2 separate regions of the Homo sapiens genome follow, and region 1 is linked to region 2. The links are chromatin contacts, found by Hi-C in ENCODE. All regions are on one chromosome and are shown on one strand. The core of a region is the stretch at or near the end of the contact, and the rest is flanking DNA. Distances in the headings are between cores, read along the strand shown.

Region 1 (3,017 bases), core at 1-2,500, 1.9 Mb after region 2:
AGGGTTGGGTCCCCACCTGGCCCTAACCTGGTGCCGACTCCCCCATCCGGCTCCGGAGAGGCCTGGGCTCCATCCTCATCGTTCTCCAGGTTCTGTTGCAGAACACAGGTCTCAGGGGGGTTGCTGGGCTGGGGCCCTTCCTCACTCCCTCCCGGGAAGAGAAAAGCAGGCCTACACAACCATTTGCCTGGCCGCCTGGCAGCTGTTCACCTGGCCCTCTGCCCTCCCCGCAGAACGGGTTTGGTGATTCACAGAAACCAGGTAGGAGGTGGGTGGATGCCAGGGCTTTGGGGAGCAGGAGCCTGCATAGATCCCAGGGAAAGGAGAGCTCCCAACTTTGGGTTAGGGTGGAGCTCTCATTCAGTGGCCTAGAATGGGAGCTTGGGAATTGGGGTGCCAGGAAAGGCCAGGCCCAGAGTTCCCAGGTTCAAGGCACAGGGTTCTGGTCCAGGTCTCCAAGAAAAGCAGCCTAGGGTTGGTGGAGGTTTTCTGGGAAAATGGGTTTTTCTGGTTTAGTGGGAGCCAAAGGGTGGGCAAGGACTGGTCATGTGAGAGGAGCTCCAGCTCTTAGGGGTGGTGGTGGGATTAGGGAGAGGGCTTTCAGAATAGAGAAAGGCGTGCGGGTTCCCATCAGCTTAGCTGGCCTGGGGCACAGGGGATGCTCCTGCGTGTGGGGCAAGGTCTGGTTCAGATACAGAGGAGCTCCCCCAACCCAGCGGGGGCCAGGTGCGAGTAGCCAGGATGAGTGGGGAATCCGGTTGGGTTCCCCAGCTGGAGCTGAGGGATGAGCTCCCGGGCCCGGGCACTGGGCTCTTCCCGGCTGGCTGGGGCCCGGTATGGGAACCGGGAGGGCCTGGGCAGGGCTCTGGATCAAGAGTCACGTCCGCGGGGCGGGGGGGCGGTCTCGCGCTTCAGCTGGGGCCTCTAGGCAGATGCTTCCCCGAGTTGAGGCCTTTGGGGCCCGGCCTGGGGTCCCGTCCGGCCGGGGGCAGGGGGTTAGGTGGGCCGGGCGGTTCACCTGGTAGCGCAGCCGGGACTGCTTGTCCTCGTCAGCCACCTCGAACCGGGCCCGACGCTCGAAGTGCAGCGGCCCAAAGCGCGCGACCCCGCTGGACTCGGGCCCAGGGCCCCCGTCCTCCAGGGACAGCTCGAAGGCATCATCAATGCTGAACTGGGGCCGGGCGGCGCTCATGGCCCCGGCCCGCTCAGGCGCCGTGCGCCGCCGCCATCTGCGCCCACACACCCAGCGTCGCCGCTGCCCCGCCCCCGCATGCCCCGCCCCTCCGACCCTGGCTCCGCCCCACGCGCCGGTCCCGCCCCCGTCCGCCCTAAGCAGGCCAGAGTTGCCGAGCCCTGAGCGGGCTGATGGGTGGGAGCCTCTTCCAGACGGAGCGCGCCCGCCCCGTGACGCCACTCAGTGGCCGCCATGGCAAGCGACAGCCCGTGCCGGGCTCGGACACATCCCCCAGGCGTGTATGTGCGGGGGCTTGGAGGGGCTTCCACGCCCCAACCTCCAGGTCCCTGACAGGGCCTTTTGCACCGCAGCCTGTTCCTCGAGTGCCAAGGAGACTCCTGGGAACTGTTTCCCCACCTTACTCACAACAGCCCCGCACCGGAGGGGTGCTCTCCCCATTTTTGCAAATGTGGAAACCGAGGCTCAGAGAGCTTATGTGTCTTCCAATTTCCAGTCAGTCTCCACGCAGCAGCCGAAGTGATCTTTTAAAACAAATCTTTTTATCTGCGTGTGTTATTCTGAAAACCCTTTTTAAAAATTTTGCTGCTGGCCTGGCTCGGTGGCTCACTCCTGTAATCCCAGCACTTTGGGAGGCCGAGGCGGGTGGATCACTTGAGGTCAGGAGTTCAAGACCAGCCTGGCCAAAAGGCGAAACCCCGTCTTTACTAAAAATACAAAAATTAGCCGGGCGTGGTAGTGCATGCCTATAGTCCCAGCTACTTGGGAGGCTGAGGCAGAAGAATTGCTTGAACCCGGGAGGCAGATGTTGCAGTGAGCCGAGATTGAGCCACTGCACTCCAGCCTGGGCGACAGAGCAAGACTCCGTCTCAAAAAACAAAACAAAACAAACAAAAAAACCTTCCCTTGGTTTTCCATTGCACTTAGAATAAAATCTGAACTCTTGGCAGGGCACGGTGGCTCACACTTTGGGAGGCCAAGGAGAGTGGATCACTTGAGGTCAGGAGTTTGAGACCAGCCTGGCCAACATGGTGAAACCCAGTCTCTACTAAAAATACAAAAATTAGCTGGGCACGGTGACCAGTGCCTGTAATCCCAGCTACTTGGGAGGCTGAGGCAGGAGAATCGCTTGTACCCTGGAGGCAGAGGTTGTAGTGAGTGGAGATCACACCACTGCACTCCAGCCTGGGCAACAGAGCAAGACTCCATAAAAAAAAAATGAACCGTGGTGGGGGGCGGTGGGGGTGGAAGAGCAGAAGTACTCTATGAATTAGGTGGACCTGGTTTCAAATCCCCATTCTACCACTTGTAAGTACTTGGGACTTTGGCAAACCCCTCATTCATTTCTGCCACAAGTATTTATTAAGCATCTATTTAGGGCCAAACACTGTTTTGGGCACTATAGATACAGTGGTGAATAAAACAGTGCAAAATGAGACAGTTTCAAGTGCTGTGTGATGCAAAACTGACTTTAGATTTCGTACTCAAAGATGACCTTTCCAAGAGGTGACATTTGAGCAGGAATGCCGATGATGAAGGAGCCAGCTGTGAGAAAAGCAAGGTTCAGTGTTTTCCTGGCACCAGGGAACAGCACGTTCAAAGGCCAGGAGGTGGGAAGGAGCTTGGCCTGTGGAGGAAGAATGTGAGAAAACCAGTGTGGCTGAGCAGCAAGGAAAGGGGCAGGCCGACTTGATGAGCCTGGGAGGAGTAGATGGGCCCCAGAGCCTTGAGAGCTTTATGGACCTTAGTCAAGAGTTCTTTTTTGTTTTTGTTTTTTTCGACACAGGGTCTCGCTCTGTTGCCCAAGCTGGAGTGCGATCTCAGC
Region 2 (2,732 bases), core at 161-2,660:
CCCAGAGGCTCCAGGCGGGGAGTTCCCGGGTAGGCGGGCCAGGAGAGGCAGAGAGGGAAAGGGCAGAACCAGATCCCCCATCACAGCAGGCTTTTGAGATCTAGAAAGAAAAGCCCCCAGCTGCGTGCTCTGCTGCCTAGGGTGGAGGTTGGTCTCTGCTAAGGATGGGCCATCTCTGCCCTCTGCATCCGCATCGGCGGCAGCAAAACGGGGTTACAGAACCACACTTGGGAAGGGGGTGAACCCGAGTCTGGTCTTGGCTGCGAAGTTGTGGGACTGTGCGATCCATCGATTCTGAGCCTCATTATTTTCTTTCTTTTTTCTTCTTTTGAGACGGAGTCTTGCTCTGTCGCCCAGGCTGGTATGCAATGGCGCAGTCTAAGCTCACTGCAACCTCCGCCTCCCGGGTTCAAGAGATTCTCCTGCCTCAGCCTCCCGAGTAGCTGGGACTACCGGCGCGTGGCACCACGGCCGGCTAATTTTTGTATTTTTAGTGGAGACGGGTTTCACCATGTTGGCCATGCTGGTCTCAAACCCCTGACCTCGTGATCCTCCCGCCTCGGCCTCCCAAAGTGTTGGGATTACAGGCGTGAGCCACCGCGCCCGGCCATTCTTTTCATATATGATATGAGGACGAGAAAGCTCTGCCTCGTAGAGCTAGTTGGATGGGGTGGGGAAGACTGGAGGACAGACGGAACTGGCTGCACCTCAAGCTCTTGGAGTGGATTGCCTAAGGCTCTCTTCTTCTCCTCACCTGGGAAACAATCCGCTTCTTCATATCCCTTCCCCATTGGCAGAAACCTGAGACTTGTCCAGAACTTTGCCCAGGATTGGATTCAGAATAGCTGAGTCGCCCTCACAACTTCTGGATAGGGCTGCCCCAATTGCTTTGAGCCTGTCACTTTAAGAAAGACGACGCTATCCTATTTCGACTATTCCTGCCTGTTACGGAAGGTTGTTCTCTACACCCTAGGTCTGAGCTCTGACCCGGAAGTAGACGCCGCTGGGAGCGAAATCGGTCGTGACGTACGAGGTCCAGCATTAAAGGGGGCGGGCCGAGAGGGGCGTGCTTCGGTAGTGCAGAACTCTCGCTGCTACTAGGGGAGTCCACGCCTCCACCTTTTCCCCGCCTCCTGTAACTCATTGGAAGAGCTGTGCGCCAATTACTTTGCCGTTACCCAATGGCTACTCAACTGTCTCTTTGGTTCCGCCCAGTCGTCTACCCTGGGTTGGCAACGCCTGGGTCTACGCATGCGCCCAAACGCTTTTACGCTCGAACTTGCTTTAGTCCTGGAGTCTGCGCACGCCCAAAGGGCACCCCTCGCGTCCTACCGCGCCATCACCTTTCTGCGCTTGCGCATTCATGCCGTCAAGTTTTCCTTTTCCGGGTCCCAATTGGAATCGTTGGGCGCATGCGCCACTGCAGGCTGGCGGTTCGCGGCTCCTTCTTCCGGCCTCCTCCTTAGGCCGGCACCAGCAGAAGCCGGGCGAGCGCGGAGCCCCAAGCAAGTGACCTGCGACCCCGAAAGTGGACCCCAGATCCTGGGGTTCTCCCTGGTCCGGAGACTAGGGAGCTGTCGCCTGCACCCCGGGAGCACCCACCCCACGACCACCTCTGGATGCCGCCGACGGGTACCCGGCCCGTGCCCCGCGCCTGCCTGCCGGCTCGGCCCCTCGGAGCAATTCTGGGCCAGGAGTGGGGACCCGGACCCCGCCCCTGATGCAGCCCCACCCCCGCGTCCGGGCCTTGCACCACTGACTGTCCCGGCCGGCCCCGCCCCCTGCTCGCACCCTCGCGCGGCCGAGCCCCCCTCCCCCGCTGGGGGAGGCCATGGCGTGAGCGTGAGGCCGGGCCCCGGGGCCCTCAGGCGCCAGACGGGGCATGGGCCGGGGGCCGCCCCCATGAGGGTCCCGGGAGGGGGGGCGCGGGCAGCAGCGGCGGGGCCATGGGGTCGCAGGTGTTGCAGATCCTGCGCCAGGGGGTGTGGGCCTCGCTCACCGGCGGTTGGTTCTTCGACCCGCACCAGAGCACCTTCTCCAACTGCTTCCACCTCTATGTCTGGATCTTCCTGCTCATCTTTCCCTTCTTACTGTACATGGTGAGACGCCACGGCCACCTGTAACTCCAGCCGGGAGAGGGAGGGCAGCCTGGCAGGGATTCAGGGCAGTGCCCTGGGCTCTGGGACGTGGAGAGAGAGGAATCACTGCAGAGTTTGGGTCTGTGTGGAAGAGGGGCCAAAGTCTTCCTTTCTTGGATCGAGTGACCTTGAACCCTACACTTAATCTCATCCAGCTAAGCAGAATACAGAGCCCTTTGTCGAGGTCTGTGTACTGGTTGTGTGGAGAGGTGATGAAATTTTCTTGTGAGTCTGTGAATCCCAGCTATGATGTTGATGGCAGGTACATCCTGTGGGGGCGAGGCTTTGTGAAAAGGGACCTGGCTTACTTTCATCTTCAGGTCCTGCCTCCCAGCTTGATGGTGGCCGGCGTGTACTGCCTCGTGGTGGCTGTCATCTTTGCTACTATCAAGACTGTCAATTATCGGCTTCATGCCATGTTTGACCAGGGCGAGATCGTGGAGAAGCGCAGCTCTACCATGGGGGAGCTGGAGGAAGAGCCTGCCCAGGGGGACAGCAATCCACCCAGGTGGGTGGGGTAGGGGCTGTGCTGGGGATTGAGGGTTTTTGGTGCCTGGGCCGGAACCTTGCAGGGTGGAGTAGGGGCTTAGGGAA

The links. A loop is a pair of places that touch in the nucleus more often than their neighbours do. Pooled maps may share reads with other maps.
Region 1: a loop to region 2 is called in a map of CD8-positive, alpha-beta T cell, with 23 times the contacts of the local background. The contact joins the promoter of TMEM134 here to the promoter of PCNX3 in region 2. A Hi-C loop is called at or near these places in 1 of 168 maps with a recorded cell type or tissue (CD8-positive, alpha-beta T cell), 3 of 37 single-sample maps with no recorded cell type and 10 of 50 pooled maps.

Annotation. Positions count from the first base shown.
Region 1 is chr11:67,468,001-67,471,017 of GRCh38, forward strand. TMEM134 (transmembrane protein 134) reads right to left here and starts at 1,251. Exons shown (of 7, transcript NM_025124.4): 1 at 1,019-1,251; 2 at 28-92. The coding sequence starts at 1,192. RefSeq lists silencers at 836-975, 1,186-1,325 and enhancers at 863-1,487, 1,476-1,655.
Region 2 is chr11:65,614,366-65,617,097 of GRCh38, forward strand. PCNX3 (pecanex 3) reads left to right here and starts at 1,411. Exons shown (of 35, transcript NM_032223.4): 1 at 1,411-2,099; 2 at 2,459-2,646. The coding sequence starts at 1,947. RefSeq lists enhancers at 1-325, 67-953, 836-885, 946-1,035, 1,316-1,465 and 1 more and a silencer at 1,656-1,905.